Regions from separate parts of the Homo sapiens genome. Here region 1 is linked to region 2. The links are chromatin loops, found by intact Hi-C in ENCODE. Cell type or tissue: A673. All regions are shown on one strand.

Evidence for each region. Hi-C counts contacts between places; a loop is a spot of excess contacts. Peaks named below come from ENCODE experiments on the same cell type or tissue, not always from the same donor. Only the 100,000 strongest peaks of a DNase experiment are listed, where the experiment ranks them.
Region 1: it touches region 2 in a loop (13-fold over the local background); 106 of 110 quality-filtered maps call a loop at or near these places.

The regions. Positions count from the first base shown.
Region 1 is chr1:16,959,383-16,967,382 of GRCh38, reverse strand. It overlaps CROCC (ciliary rootlet coiled-coil, rootletin), which reads right to left. Exons shown (of 37, transcript NM_014675.5): 27 at 6,253-6,625; 28 at 1,491-1,660; 29 at 1,264-1,384; 30 at 812-975. Among named protein-coding and RNA genes, the nearest start is that of MFAP2, 17 kb to the left of the region's middle. RefSeq lists a silencer at 6,184-6,373. In A673, CTCF peaks have their summits at 3,743 and 6,559; DNase peaks (open chromatin) are centred at 3,712 and 6,522.
Region 2 is chr1:17,042,376-17,050,375 of GRCh38, reverse strand. SDHB (succinate dehydrogenase complex iron sulfur subunit B) reads left to right here. Exons shown (of 8, transcript NM_003000.3): 2 at 5,488-5,615. Among named protein-coding and RNA genes, the nearest start is that of SDHB, 7.7 kb to the left of the region's middle. In A673, CTCF peaks have their summits at 3,911 and 4,111 (motif pointing right); DNase peaks (open chromatin) are centred at 4,105 and 4,545; H3K4me3 peaks cover 567 bases; H3K27ac peaks cover 472 bases.

The sequences.
Region 1 (8,000 bases), 83 kb after region 2:
GAAGCAGTAATAGAGGGACAGGCTGGGGAGGGCAGAGGGGAGCTTTGGCTGCACTGTCACCACCAGGGCCTGAGTTTCCTGCCCGACAGACGCACATACACACTGGCACACATAGCTGTCCCCCAAACACACATAAAAACCCCAGAACTACAGAGACATAAAACAGAGGCCCCCTGAGTACCACCTGTGATAAGAGCCTGTGTGTGTCACCCTGTGACGTAATCACTGCTCCTCCTTTTACAGATTAGGAAAATGAAAACCAGGCAGATGACAGCCCAAAGCCCAAGCTCTCTTTCTTTTCTTCTTCTTCTTCTTTTTTTTTTCTTTTCTTTTTTACAGGGTCTCACTCTGCCTTGCTAGAGTGCAGTGGCATGATCACAGCTCATTGCAGCCTCGACCTACCGGGCTCCAGTGATCTTCCCACCTCAGCCTCCCGAGTAGCTGGGACTACAGGCCCACACCACCATGCCCAGCTAAGTATTTTTCATAGAGACGGGGTTTCACCATGTTGCCCAGGCTGGTCTCAAACTCCTGTGCTCAAGGGATCCACCTGCCTCGACCTCCCAAAGTGCTAGGATTACAGGCATGAGCTACTGCACCTTGACCAAGCTCTTTTTTCTACAGCCTAGTGACCACAAGTGACATGAGAGGATGGAGTCTGAACATGGTTTCACAGAGTCACAGGCTGGTCACCTCAGTGGGTTGCAGAGAGACTCAGGCAGACAGACACAGGGAGACACACATAAGAGTTAGACACTCACTCGGGTACACAGATTCCCCGTCGCCCCGCTGGCCCTCAGCTCCTGCCCACCTGGCTGGCCCGGAGCTCGCTCTCGGTGGCCTGCAGGCTCCTCTCCAGTGTGGCCACCTGGTCCAGCGTGGCCCGGCGCTCCCGCTCACTGCGCCGCACACTCTCCTCCTGCAGCGCCAGCTCCGCCTGGACCCCGCTCAGCCGCCCATCCACACTGCGCCGGGCTGTAGCCACCACCCACCCCGTCAGGCATGGCCAAGCACAGCCCCGAGACCCAAACCAGGTCACAAAATGTCCAGCCTGCACTCCACCCAGTGCAGGGCCAGACTGTCTGCACCCTTCGTAGTATGCGGGCCTGCACACAGGTGAGGCTGTCCAAGGAGGGTCCTCTTGGAGACAGCCCCGAGTCAGGTCATGGGGGCCACGGCAAGGTCAGAGGCCAATCCCCCGGCTCCTGCCTCAACTGCCCAAAACACAGGAGAGAGAACAGGGACCCCGAGGATCAGACTCACCTTCCTCACTCTCAGCCACCGCCTTCTGCAGCTGCCTGGCCCTCGAGGTTGCGCTGTCCCTCTCAGCCTCCATCTCGGCCAGCTGGCGATTCAGGGCACTGGTCTGGGTCCGAAGTTCGTCCTGTAGCCCCGACATGGGGGAACAAAGACAGACCCCTGCTCTGACACCCTGCAACCTCCCCAGGGCCCTCCAGGTTCCCCATCCAGCCATGCACACCCAGGCTTACCCGTTCTCTCTGGGCACTCCGCAGCTCTTGCAGGAATTCCCGGAGGGCCCCGCGCACTGCCTCCGGGTCCAGGTCTGGAGAGGCTGGGGAGGTGGCAGGTCCTGGAGATGGTGGCTGGGACCCAGGGCTGCATTCTAAGGTGCTGGGGCTGTTGAGCCCTTCCCCGCTTCCTAGAAGAGAAAGAAGACTTGCTCAGTGATGCAGAAGCCACGGGCCTCCCACACATCTCACTCACTGTCATCCCTGCCTTTCCCAACAGCCCTCAGAATCAAGCCCAACTTCTCTGCTATAGCTTAGGGGTCTTCTTGCCCATCCCAGCTGAAACCCTCTCACCCTTTACAAACTGGCCACCCTGCATCTCCCATGTTCTAGAACATTCTTTGTCCCAGCTCCAGGGCCTCTGTACATGCTGCTCCCCTTCTCCCCATGGCCTCTCTTTGCCTGGCCCATCCTTTAGGGCCATCCCTCTCCCTCAGAGGCCTCTCTGGCCACAGGCTGGATTACAGTGAGCTCATCCCACCCTCAGCGGGGTCTGATGTCTGCCACCCCCACCCCGACCAGGAGCACCATGAGGGCTGGGCCTCGTCTCTTCCATCCACCACTGTTCCCAGGGCCCAGTGCAAGGGTGGTTGCTGCATCACCTCAAGTCTCTCCATACTGAGTGCCCACTGTGCTAGGCACTTCATCTTCACAACAACTTCCTGACAGGTAAGGAACAATTTACCCTCTTCCCAGGCAAGGCTGGCACAAAGCAGTTAAGTGATTTGCTTGTTCTGTTGACTGGGTGTGGTGGCTCACACCTGTAATCCCAGCACTGTGGGGTCCGAGGCAGGCGGATCACTTGAGGTCAGGAGTTCAAGGCAAGCCTGGCCAACATGGTAAAACCCCGTCTCTACTGAAAATACAAAAATTGGCCAGGTGCGGTGTCTCATGCCTGTAATCCCAGCACTCTGGGAGGCCAAGGCAGGTGGATCACCTGAGGTCAGGAGTTCGAGACCAGCCTGCCAACTAGTGAAACCCCATCTCTACTAAAAATACAAAAATTAGCTGGGCGTGGTGGCATGCACCTGTAATCCCAGCTATTCGAGAAGCTGAGGTTGGAGAATTGCTTAAACCCGGGAAGCGGAGCTCGCAGTGTTCCTAATCGAACCGCTGCACTCCAGCCTGGGTAACACAGCGAGACTCCGTCTCAAAAAAAGAAGAAAGAAAAGACTGGGAGCAGTGGCTCACACCTGTAATCCCAGCACTTTGGGATGCCGAGGTGGGCAGATCACGAGGTCAGCAGTTCGAGACCGGCCTGGCCAACATGGTGAAAACCCGTCTCTACTAAAAATACAAAAATTAGGTGTGGTGGCGGGCGCCTGTAATCCCAGCTACTCAGGAGGCTGAGGCAGGAGAATTGCTTGAACTGGGACCTGGGAGGCAGAGGTTGCAGTGAGCTAAGACTGCACCATTACACTCCAGCCTGGGCAACAGAGTGAGACTCGGTCAAAAAAAAGAAGAAAGAAGAGGAAAGAAAAGAAAAGAAAGTAAGGAAGGAAGGAAAAGAAAGGAAAAGAAAAGAAAAGAAAAGAGAAAAATTAGCTGAGCATGGTGGCCCACGCTTATAGTCCCAGCTACCTGGGAGGCTGAGGTCTGGAGGCTGAGGCAGGAAAAGCACTTGAACCCTGGAGACAGAGGTTGTAGTGAGCTGAGACTGTGCTGCACTCCAGCCTGGGCAACAGAGAGAGACTCTGTCTCAAAAAAAAAAAAAAATAAAGAAAAAAGAAAAGAAAAGAAAAAGAAAAAAGTGGGCCCGGCACGGTGGCTCAGACCTGTAATCCCAGCACTCTGGTGGGAGGCCGAGGCGGGCAGATCACCTGAGGTCAGGAGTTCAAGACCAGCCTGGCCAACATGGTGAAACCCCCATCTCTACTAAAAATACAAAAAATTAGCTGGGTGCAGTGGTGCACGCCTGTAGTCCCAGCTACTCAGGAGGCTGAGGCAGGAGAATCGCTTGAACCCAGCAGGCGGAGGTTGCAGTGAGTCGAGATCGCGCCATTGCACTCCAGCATAGGCAATAGAGCGAGACTTGGGCTCAAAAAAAAACAAAAACAAAGTGATTTGGTTGTTCTCAATGCTGGGAAGTTTCAGGGCTGAGATGGGAATCCAGGCAGCCCGACTCCCTGGCAGCACTCCTGCTTGGAGTGATGGCCCGGGGAGGTGGAGGGGGCAGGGCGGGTGGAACCAGGGCACTACCTGGAGGCTGGCACTGGAACTGCAGGACACGGGTCCTGCCATGAGCATCCTGCCTTGGCCGCAGAGGGACACCAAAACTGCTCCGCAGCCATGAACTTGGTCACCACCCAAAAGGCCTCGCTCAGAGGTTCCCAAAGAAGCAGGCCTGCCCCTGGGGGCCTCCAGCTCTAGAAGGTCCCATCGTCTCAGGGTAAAAGTCCCCGTAGAGGCCTATAATGTCTATTGGAGCAAGCCCTTCGTCCCCAAATCTCACCCCCCTGCTTGATGCTCTGGGACTGCTGGCCCCTGCTGTCCACAGGACAGGCGCACCTCCACTCAGGACCTCCCTACTCGCCCCGAGTCCCCCTCCCAGCTGCTCGCTCACGTTCTCCCCTTACCCATCACCTCCTCAGTGAGGCACCTGCTGCCCCCGCATGAACTGCCCTAGCCCCTACCTTGGCTTTGCCCAATTTTTTTTTTTTTTTTTTTTCTGAGACGGAGTTTCGCTCTTGTTGCCCAGTCTAGAGTGCAATGGTGCGATCTCGGCTCACCACAACCTCTGCCTCCTGGTTTCAAGAGATTCTCCTGCCTCAGCCTCCCGAGTAGCTGGGATTACAGGCGTCTGCCACCACACTTGACTAATTTTTTGTATTTTTAGTAGAGACAGGGTTTCACCATGTTGGCTAGGCTGGTCTTGAACTCCTGGCCTCGAGTGATCCACCCGCTCCGGCCTCGCAGAGTGCTGGGATTACAAACATGAGCCAACGTGTCTGGCCATTTTCATCATTTTTAAGTGTACAACTGAGCGGCATGAATTACATTCACACTGTTGTGCAGCCATCACCATCATCTGTTCCCAGATCATCCCGACTGGAGGTCAGGAGTTTGAGACCAGCCTGTCCAACATGGTGAAACCCCATCTCTCCTAAAAAAAAAAAATATACATATATATATATGTATATTTATATACACACACACACATACACAAAAATTAGCCAGGTGTGCCGGGCACAGTGTCTCATGCCTTTAATCCCAGCACTTTGGGAGGCTGAGGTGGGCAGATCACGTAAGGTCAGGAGTTCAAGACTAGCCTGACCAACATGCTGAAATCCTGTTTTTTTTTTTTTTTTTTTTTTTTTTTGAGACGGAGTCTAGCTCTGTCGCCCAGGCTGGAGTGCAGTGGCGGGATCTCAGCTCACTGCAAGCTCCATCTTCCGGGTTCACGCCATTCTCCTGCCTCAGCCTCCCGAGTAGCTGGGACTACAGGTGCCTGCCACTGTGCCCAGCTAATTTTTTTTGTATTTTTAGTAGAGACGGGGTTTCACTGTGGTCTCGATCTCCTGACCTCGTGATCCGCCCACCTCTGCCTCCCAAAGTGCTGGGATTACAGGCATGAGCCACCGCGCCCAGCCTTGAAACCCCGTCTCTACTAAAAATACAAAAATTAGCCAGGCGTGGTGGCACACGCCTGTAGTCTCCCAGCTACTCAGGGGGCTGAGGCAGGAGAATCACTTGAACCCAGGAGGCAGAGGTTGCAGTGAGCCGAGATCGTGCTACTGCACTCCAGCTTGGGCAACAGAGCAAGACGCCATCTCAAAAAAAAACAAAAAGAATAATTAAAAACAATACAGTGTAACAAGTGTAAGATTTCCACTTAGCTGTATTTGGTATCCTAAGTAACCTAGAGATGACTGAAAGTATGTGGGAGTATATGGCAGGATGGAAGCTCAGAAAATCAGATAAGGAGTCAAAGGCATTAAGAGCCCTCCAGCCCCCGGTCCAGGAAAGGCACGGTGGCTCACGCCTGTAATCCCAGTGGGAGGATCGCTTGAGTCCAGGAGTTCAAGACTAGCCTGGGCAATATGGCAAAACCCCATCTCTACTAAAAACACAAAAATTAAGCAGACATTGTAGTGCACACCTGTAGTCTCAGCTACAAAGGAGGTTGAGGTGGGAGAATCACTTGAGCCCAGGAGGCACAGGCTGCCAAGGCAGAGGGAGCCAAGATCACACTACTGCACTTCAACTGAGGTGACAGAGTGAGATCCTGTCTCAAAAGTTGAAAAAAAAGAATCACCCCACTTCCCCAAAAAAATAAGTGGCCTAGACCGGGTGCCGTGGCTCATGCCTCTAATCCCAACCCTGAGAGGCTGAGACAGGAGGATCGCTTGAGGCCAGGAGTTTAAGACCAGCCTGGGCAACATAGTGAGACCCCGTCTCCACAAAAACTACAAAAATTAGCTGGGCGTGGTGGCACACCTGTAGTCCCAGCTACTCAGGAGGCTGAGGAGGGAGGACCACTTGAGCCCGGGAAACAGATGAGGCCTGGTCTAAAGAAAAAAGAAGCGCCCTTGAGAAGCACAGATCAGTGAAGGGAGGGGTCTCGGTGAGGGGACGGGGCTAAGAAGTGGACCTCAGTGGAGAGGTGTGGTGGGCTCCTTGAAAAAAAACAAAAACAAAAACAAAAACACCCTGCCATGTGGGGGCGGGGCCTCAGTGCGGCCCGCCCACCTCCCCCCTTCCCTGCGCGCGGCACTGCCCTTACCTTCTGCGGGTGCGTCCCGGGCAGGGGAACCGGGCACTGGCCGCGGGGCTGGGCTGGGCGCGCGACCGAGGCCGAGGCCCCGGCGCAGAGCCGAGCGCAGGCCACCCAGCTGGGCCTCCGCCGCGCGCCGCTGCACCTCCACGCGGGCCAGCTCGGCCTCCAGGCCTTGTGCCCGGCCCTCGGCTGCGCTCAGCCGCAGGCCCAGCTCTGCAGCCTCGGCCCGCGCCGCCTCCAGCTTCAGCTCCAGGCCGCGGGCGTGGTCCAGCTGCTGCTTTTCAGTGCCACGCGCCTCCTCCAGGGAGCCCAGCAGGCGTCGCTCGCGGGTCCGGAACTCGCCTTCTTGTTCCTGCAGCTTCCGCTGGGCTACCTGGAGCTGGAGTGATGCCAGGAGGTGGAGGTCGGCAAGACCTCTCCCAACCCGACGCCCCACCCCTAAGGCCCAGACTGGAGCCCACCATCCCTGACTGTGTGGTCAGTACAACCCTTTCTCCTTTAGTGCTCGCCACTCAAGCAGGCGGTGCAAAAACATCCCCGTGGGAGGAAATACTAGAACTTGTTTATTAATCTCTTTATTCTTTATACAAGCCTTGTAATGCCCATAGTTTATTAGTAATAACAGCTGGCATTTGAATACATAGGGCTTATCAGTGCCAGGCACTAAGTAACTTTCCAAAAAATATTAACTCTAATTACTACTCTATGAATCGATCTCACTTTACAGAAGATGAAACAGGCACAGAGATGCTAAGTAACTTGTCCAAGGCCAGAGTTAGTAAACTGCAGAGCTGGGATTCAAAGCCAGGCACTCTAGCTCCAAAGGCTGTTTTTTTTGTTGTTTTTGTGGGTTTTTGTTTGTTTGTTTTTGGAGACAGAGTCTAGCTCTGTCACCCAGGCTGGAGTGCAGTGGGGCAATCTCAGCTCACTGTAACCTCTGCCTCCTGGGTTCAAGTGATCCTCCCACCTCAGCCTCCGAGTAGCTGGGATTACAGGTGAGCACCACCATGCCCAGCTAATTTTTGTATTTTTAGTAGAGACAGAGTTTTGCCATGTTAGCCAGACTGCTCTCGAACTCCTGGCCTCAAGTGATCTGCCAGCCTCGGCCTCCCAAAGTGCTGGGATTACAGGTGTGAGCCACTGCGCCCGGCTGTTTTTGTTTCTGTTTTTTTTTTTGTTTTTTGTTTTTAATAGCTTGACAGCAGCTTATTAATCACATGTACTCACAGCCCTGGGGGGTGGGGGAAAGGCGGGGAGGCATACCACACGGGGCCACACGGGGGCTGTGGGCTGCACTTGAGAACACAGTGAACAGCCAGGAAGGTTAAGTGCCCACTGGTTCCAAAGGGAGCTGTGTCCAGAGGCTGTTCCCTTAACCACTAGGCTACATTGCCGCCCTTGCCCATAATTTATCAATAAATTTGCACACAATGGGGGCATGCACTAAAATATCATTTCCTGATGGGATGCATGGTCACACAGACACAAAGCCACCCCTGCCATTTAGAGAGTCAACCTCTCACGGTCACCAGTTTCACTGGAAACCCATCTACTGAGCAGCTGGTTGCCAGGACCTGTGCCAGGGCCCTTCATACATGCTCGGCTGTGCTAGCCCATCTCTCATGAGCGCTCTGAGGCACAGAGATGACGTGACTTGGTTCAGGCCACACAACAGATTCATGGCAATGAAACAGCCGGAAAAGGCAGAGCGGGTAGCCTGTGGGCTTTGGAGTCAGACAGACTTAGGTGGCTGT
Region 2 (8,000 bases):
CGCCTGGCCTATAAAATACATTTTTGACACAAAACAAATTTAAATTAGTTGTACTGAAAAAAAAAAAATGATGACATTTTGGGGCACTCCAAAACTGATGTTGGGATATGTCGACTTAGATATTCAGTGTAGTACATCCTGGCATTGCTCTTATTTCACATCATTCATATGATAAGACTTTTTAAAAATTTAAATTAGCTCTAATACAAACTTAGTCTCTTTTGGAAAGATAATACGTGATCAATTATCCGTGTAGAGTGGATATGAAACAGATATTTAAATGTTATAAAGAAATGTTGAAGGGAAAACCTCATTGCAGGTAACCACAGTCATCCCACAGGCCTTGTGGTTCTGATACCCAGCTTGATAGAGCCTAATGCCTGTTGCCCACTGACAATACTAAATCAGGCTTTAGAACTAGGGGGTTATGCCTGGCACAGTGGCTCACACCTGTATGTAATCCAGCACTTTGGGAGGCTGAGGCAGGTGGATCACGACATCAGGAGTTCAAGACCATCCTGGCTAAAACGGTGAAACCCCATCCCTACTAAAAATACAAAAAAGTTAGCCGGGCGTGTGACACGCGCCTGTAATCCCAGCTACTTGGGAGGCTGAGGCAGGAGAATTGCTTGAACCCAGGAGGCAGAGAGATCTCGCCACTCCACTCCAGCCTGGGTGACAGAGTGAGACTGTCTCACAAAAAAAAAAAAAAAAAAAAAAAAAAAAAAGAACTAGGGGATTATGCTCCAGTCCCAGATTCTGTTTAAAGCCCGGTTAGGGGCCAGGCGCGGTTGCTCACACCTGTAATCCCAACACTTTGGAACGCTGAGGCAGGTGGATCACTTGAGGCCAGGAGTTTGAGCCCAGCCTGGCCAAATGGCAAAACCTTGTCTGTACTAAAAATACAAAAATTAGCTGGACTTTATGGCACATGCCTGTAATCCCAGCTACCCGGGTGGCTGAGACAGGAGAATTGCATGAGCCTGAGGGGTGGAGGTTGCAGCGATCCAAGATCGCGCCACTGCACTCCAGCCTGAGCAACAGAATGAGACTCTCCAAAAAAGAAAAAAAAAAGTCCAAGTTAGGGCCAGACACAATGGCTCACACCTGTAATCCCAACACTTTGGGAGGCTGAGATGGGAGGATTGCTTAAGCCCAGAAATTCCATACCAGCTTAGCCAACATGGCAAGACCCTGTCTCTACAAAAATTAGCTGGACATGATGGTGTGCACCTATAGTCCCAGCTACTTGGGAGGCTGAGTCAGGATGATCGCCTGAGCCCAGGAGTTAAAGGCTGCAGTGAGCCATGATCTCCAGCCTGGGCAATAAAGCTAGACCATGTGTCTATAAAAATAAAAAATAAAGGCCGGGCAAGGTGGCCTGTACCTATAATCCCAGCACTTTGGGAGGCCAAGGCAGGCGGATCACCTGAGGTCAGGAGTTCAAGACCAGCCTGGCCAACATGGTGAAACCCCGTCTCTACTAAAAATATAAAAATTAGCTCGGCGTGGTGGCAGGCACCTGTAGTCCCAGCTACTCAGGAGGCTGAGGCAGAAGAATCACTTGAAGTCGGGAGGTGGAGGTTGCAGTGAGCCGAGATCGCGCCATTGTACTCCAGCCTGGGGGACAAGAGTGAGACCCCATCTCAAAATAAATAAATAAATAAATATTTTAAAAAATAAATGAAAAATAAAAGTGTCCAAATTAGAAGTAAAAACTTGAAGTAGCCCCATTTTTTAAAAGGCATATTGTCCCACTTACCCTACTATCTGCCTCAGGCACAGCAGCCACCCACTCTGGAAAATAGTTTTGTCAGTTGCTTAAAAAAAACTAAACTTGTAGCTACCATACAGCCCAACAATTACACACCTGGGTGTTTATCCTGAGAAATGAAGATGTAACGTTCACACAGAAATTTGTCCACAAATGTTCATCTCAGCTTTATTCATGTCACCAAAAATTAGAACACCCCCAATGTCCCTCAGTAGTTACATGGTTAAGCAAATTGTGGTACATGATACCTTGGAGTGCTACTCAGCTATAACAAGAAAAAAGCTATTGCTGTACACAGCAACTTGGATGAATCTCCGGAGAATTCGGCTGAATAAAAAAAGCCAATTCCAAAAGGCTACATACCAGATGATTATATTGATATAACATTCTTGAAATGACCGAATTTGAGAAGTAGAGAACAGATTAGTGATTGCTAGGGCTTACGGAGTACAGGGGAGGTAGGGTGGGAGGAAGTGGACAGGGCTATAAAAGGGCAATGTTAGTGATCCTGTGCTTATGGGAATGTCCCCTATCTTGACTAGCACTGTCAGTATTCTGGTTGTGCTGGTGTGCTACAGTTTGCAAGATGTTCCTGTTGGGGAGACTGGGTAAAGAGTATGTGGGCCCTGGCATGGTGGCTCATGCCTATATCCCAACTCTTCGGGAGGGCCAGGCAGAGGATCACTTGGGGCCAGGAGTTCAAGACCAGCCTAGGCAACACAGTGAGACCCCTATCTCTACAAAAATAAATGTAAAAAAACTAACTGGGCATGGTGGCGCATGCCTGTAGTCCTAGCTACTGGGGAAGCTGAGATGGGAGGATCGCTTGAGTCCAGAAGGTTGAGGCTGCAGTGAGCTGTGATCATGCCACTGCACAATCAGTGACAGAGCAAAACTCTCTCTCTTTTTTTTTTTTTTTTAGCTTGAGTTTCACTTTGTCACCCAGGGTGGTATACAGTGGCACAGTCTTAGCTCACTGCAACCTTTACCTCCCAAGTTCAAGCCATTCTCCTGCCTCAGCCTCCCTAGTAGCTGGGATTACAGGCACACGCCACCACACCCTGCTAATTCGTTTTTTTGTATTTTTAGTAGGGACGGGGTTTCACCATGTTGGCTGGGCTGGTCTTGAATCCCTGATCTCAGGTGATTTCCCAACCTCAGCCTCCCAAAGTGCTGGGATTACAGGTGAGAAGAGTATGTGGAGTCTCAGTATTATTTTCTTCTTTTTGTTTTGTTTTGTTTCTTTGAAACAGCGTCTCACTCTGTCACCCAGGCTGGAGTGCAGTGGCGCAATCTTGGCTCACTGCAATCTCCGTCTCCCAGGGTCAAGCGATTCTCCTGCCTCTGCCTCCCGAGTAGCTGGGATTACAGACATGTGCCACCACACCGGGCTAATTTTTGTATCTTTAGTAGAGACGGAGTTTCACCATGTTGGCCAGGCTGGTCTTGAACTCCTGACCTCAAGTGATTCGTCTGTCTTGGCCTCCCAAAGTACTGGGATACAGGTGTGAGCCACTGCACCTGGCCTCAGTATTATTTTCTATAAATGCATATGAATCTATAATTATTAAAAAATAAAAAGGTTGGCCAGGCACGGTGGCTCACGCCTGTAATCCTAGCAGTTTGGGAGGCCAAGGCAGGCAGATCACCTGAGGTTGGGAGTTTGAGACTACCCTGACCAACATAGACAAACCACATCTCTACTAAAAATACAAAATTAGCCGGGCCTGGTAGCACATGCCTGTAATCCCAGCTACTCGGGAGACTGAGGCAGGAGAATTGCTTGAACCGGGGAGGCGGAGGTTGTGGTGAGCCAAGATTGCACCATTGCACTCCAGCCTGGGCAACAAGAGCAAAACTCAGTCTCAAAGATAAATAAATAAATAAATAGTTTAATTTTTTAAAAAAGCATTTAACTATGGTTATATGCAGTAACATATGAATCTCAGAAGCATTATGTTGAGTGAAAGAAGCTAGACATGAGACTACGTACCGTATGATGCCATTTATATGAATTCTGTAAAAGGCAGACTCGTGATGATAGCTGATCAGTTGCTAAGGGTAGGAAAAGGGGACTTATGTTTGCCATCAAGGGCACAAAAGACCTTTTTGGATGGAAATACTCTGTTGTAATTGTGGTAGGATTACATTGCTTTGTCAAAACTCATTATACCCTTAAAATTAGTGAATTTTATTATAATGAATTATACCTTATTAAATCTCACAGAAAAAAGACCAAAAAAAAAATGGGACATTAAGCAAGCAAAGTCCACTGGAGTTGATACCTTCAGGAATCTTTCCTCTCACTTCCTCCCAAATACCACAAGGTGGCATTAGATGTTCATGTCAGTTTACAAAATGGGGTTCCCGGTGAAAAACATTTGTAGAAATGGCTTTCCTTTTGTTGATGATTTTAGCCAGCTTGGTGATAAGGTAAAACATAGCTTTCATCTTAACTTTCATTTTCTTCATATATTTTCTTCTTTTCTACTGTTAGCTGATGTTTGTATTTTCAGCTTCAGTTAATACGGGACACTTTACCAAGAAATAATGTTACTGGTAGACGGTCTTGACCACAAGTCGTCAAGGTTTTTAGCATGTTGAACAAAAAATTGGACAAAACACACAAGCAAAGCAACAGAAGACGAAAGCATAGATTTATTGAAATGAAAGTACACTCCATAGAGTAGGAGTGGGATTGAGCAAGTGGTTCAAGAGCCCCAGCTGCACAGTCTTCTGGGATTAAAGTACCCTGTACGGGTTTCCTATTAGTTACACCCTATGCAAATGAAGACTTGGCCCGAGACGAATCAGAGGCTGTAGTGAAGACTCCCTGTCTCTAAACCCTGTTCTCCTGCCTCAGTAATAAACACCACTGCATCTTTTTGTAATTAGTCAATTAACCTTCCGAGTTTTTACTTTTCTATATCAGTTTATTTTAAAAATTAGCAGTCCTGGAGTATAGTCTTTTCTTTCTTTTTTTCTTTTTTATTTTGTATTTTTGAAAAAGAGTCTCACTCTGTTGCCCAGGCTAGAGTGCAGTGGCATGATCTTGGCTCACTGCAGCCTCAACCTCTCGGGCCCAAGCAGTCCTCCCACTTCTGCCTCCTGAGACGCACACTACGACACCCAGCTAATTTTTTTATTTTTTGTAGAGATGGGGTTTTGCCATGTTTCCCAGACTGCTCTCAAACTCATGGGCTCAAGCAATTCTCTCACTTCTGCCTCCCAAAGTGCTGAGACTGCAGGCATGAGCCACCACCCTCAGACCACACCCCACACTCCTTCCCCTTAATTCTGGTTTGTCAAGCCTCCACTTAGATGACATGTGAGGAAGCCTTCTCTGACTCTTCACTCATTGAAGTCTCTGCTGTATTCATCCAGAGCTCCCTGTACTTTCCCAACAGTATCGCTCTTTATATTCATCGTGAATGTTTAATTTAACTCTTGTTCACTACAAAGTAAGTTCTGTGAAGATGAAGGTTTTTGTGTATTAAGTGCTGTGTCACTAGCCCCTAATACCATGTCTGATATATTAGCATATGATAGGTGCTTAATACTTGTTGGATATTGAATGCCTGCCTTTTCTAAGAAGATTATGTGTCAGTAATGTGTGAGTTTATATCCAGCGTTACATCTGTTGTGCCAGCAAAATGGAATTATCTTGTATTTCTAATTTTTTTTTCCTTTTTGTGAACTTTAAAAAATTTCAGGCCTCCCGAGGAGCCCAGACAGCTGCAGCCACAGCTCCCCGTATCAAGAAATTTGCCATCTATCGATGGGACCCAGACAAGGCTGGAGACAAACCTCATATGCAGACTTATGAAGTTGACCTTAATAAGTGAGTATCTCTGTGAAAGCCAGCTATTGAAGGAGAGTTCTTGATTTGATTTAGGGACATGCTTTTCACATCCTTGGAAGGCTTAAAAATCTGAGATCATCCGATGGCTCTGTTTTTAAAACAAGAATGAGCTTGGGCCGGGCACGGTGGCTCACGCCTATAATCCCAGCACTTTGGGAGGCTCAGGCGGGCAGATCATCTGAGGTTGGGAGTTCAAGACCAATGTGGCCAACATGGTGAAACTCCCCTCTCTACTAAAAATACAGAAATTAGCTGGGTATAGTGGCTCATGCCTGTAATCCCAGCCACTCAGGAGGCTGGGGCACAAAAATTGCTTGAACCCAGGAGGCAGAGGTTGCAGTGAGCTGAGATCATGCCATTGCACTCCAGCCTGGGCAACAGAGTGAGACTCTGTCTCCAAAAAAAAAAAAAAAATGAGGTTGTTACCTGATTCAGAAGAATAATACCAAAATAATTCCCAAATGAAAGTATGACAAATTTCTAGAAATACTGGTATAATTAACTTTATGCACAGTATTTAAAGTCATTTAATATATTACCATTTTTTTAATGCTGAATGTATTGATTATATCTTATACATCTGGACCTGTGTTTTCTATAATAATAACAGAACCGCCAGAAACTTGCCTTGAATGGACAAGGTAGGGATGTGGTTAAAATGTTAAAAATTGGACTGGCGTGTTAGTTTTCTATTTCTGTCAGAGCAAATTACCACAAACTTAGTGACTTAAAACAACCTAAATGTATTATCTTATAGTTCTGTAGGTCAAAAGACTGGTATAGTCTCATCAGACTAAAATCAAGGTGTCAGCAGGCTGCATTCCTTTCTGGAGCCTAGAGGAAAATATTTTTTGCTCATTTGCGCTATTGGTGGAATGCAGTTCCTTGTGGTTGTGAGCCCGAGGTCTCTGTCATTCTGCTGACTGTAAGCTGAGGGCTGTTCCAAGCTTCCAGAGGCTGCCGCACTCCTTGGCTCTTGGCCTCTTCTTCCATCGTCAAAAGCAGCAGCAGCAGGTTGAGTTCTTCTTCACATCACATCTCTCAAAACCACTCTTTTTCCAACATCTTTCACTTTTAAGGAACTCCACAGTTAGCCAAAGAAAAGAAAGAATCTAGCAAGTTAGTCTCTAGCCTCCTGCTGCTCCACTCCACGCCCCCATATAACCAGAACTGTTCTCTGATCTGTTTTATGTGTAAGTGAATAAGTGTTTTATTTGTTTCAAACAAAAGCTTCTGTGGCACCAAAAAAAAGTTTGAATACCACGAATACTCTAAATGCTTACTTTGACTTTCTGTGGTGACAAGTAAGTGCTGTTAATGAGGTAGCATTAATTGATATATAACCTTCTTAAATAGACAAAATTTTCAAATACTCAGCAACCAAAAGTCCCTAGCAAAATTCAAAGGAATAGAAATTGCACAGACCACAGTTTTGGACCGAAATACAATAAAACTAAACTCATATTAAAAATATAAACAGGCCGGGCGCGGTGGCTCATGACTATAATCCCAGCACTTTGGGAAGCCGAGGCAGGTGGATCACTCGGGGTCAGGCATTCAAGACTAGCCTGGCCAACATGGTGAAACCCCATCTCTACTAAAATATAAAAATAAGCTGGGCGTTGTGGCAGGTGCCTGTGATCCCAGCTATTTGGGAGGCTGAGGCATGAGAATCACTTGAACCTGGGAGGCGGAGGTTGCAGTGAGCCGAGATCGTGCCACTGCACTCCAGCCTGGGTGACAGAGCAAGACTCTGTCTCAAAAAAAAAAAAAAAAAAAAAAAAACTCATAAAACAAAAAACCCTACTGCTTAGAAACTAAAAAAAAGTACACTTCTAACTATTTGATCAGGAACACGTAAAAAATATTGCCAGATACTTAGAAAATAAAGACGTTGCAAATCAAAACTTAGAGAATGTCAGAGAATGTGGCTAAAACTGGAAGAGTTAAATTCCTTTTTTTTTGAGTCAGGGTCTCGCTGTCACCCAGGTTACAGTGCAATGGCATGCTCACGGTTCACTGTAGCCTCAACCTCCCAGGCTCAAGCAATCCACCTGCCTCATCCTCCTGAGTAACTGGGACTATAGGCACATGCCACCACACCCAGCTAAGTTTTGTATTTTTTGTAGAAATTGAGTTTCACTATGTTGCCCAGCCTGGTCTCAAACTCCTGGGCTCAAGCAATCCACCCATTTTAGCTTCCCAAAGTCCTAGGATTACAGGCATGAGCCACAGCACCCAGCCCATAACGATTTTTTAGTGATAAAAAATTTAAAGAATCTTTGGGTTTACTTCCAGTTTTGTCACAGTAGCTCTCATCAGACTAACCCTCCTACAAATAACAATGATCAACTCCGGAAAAAA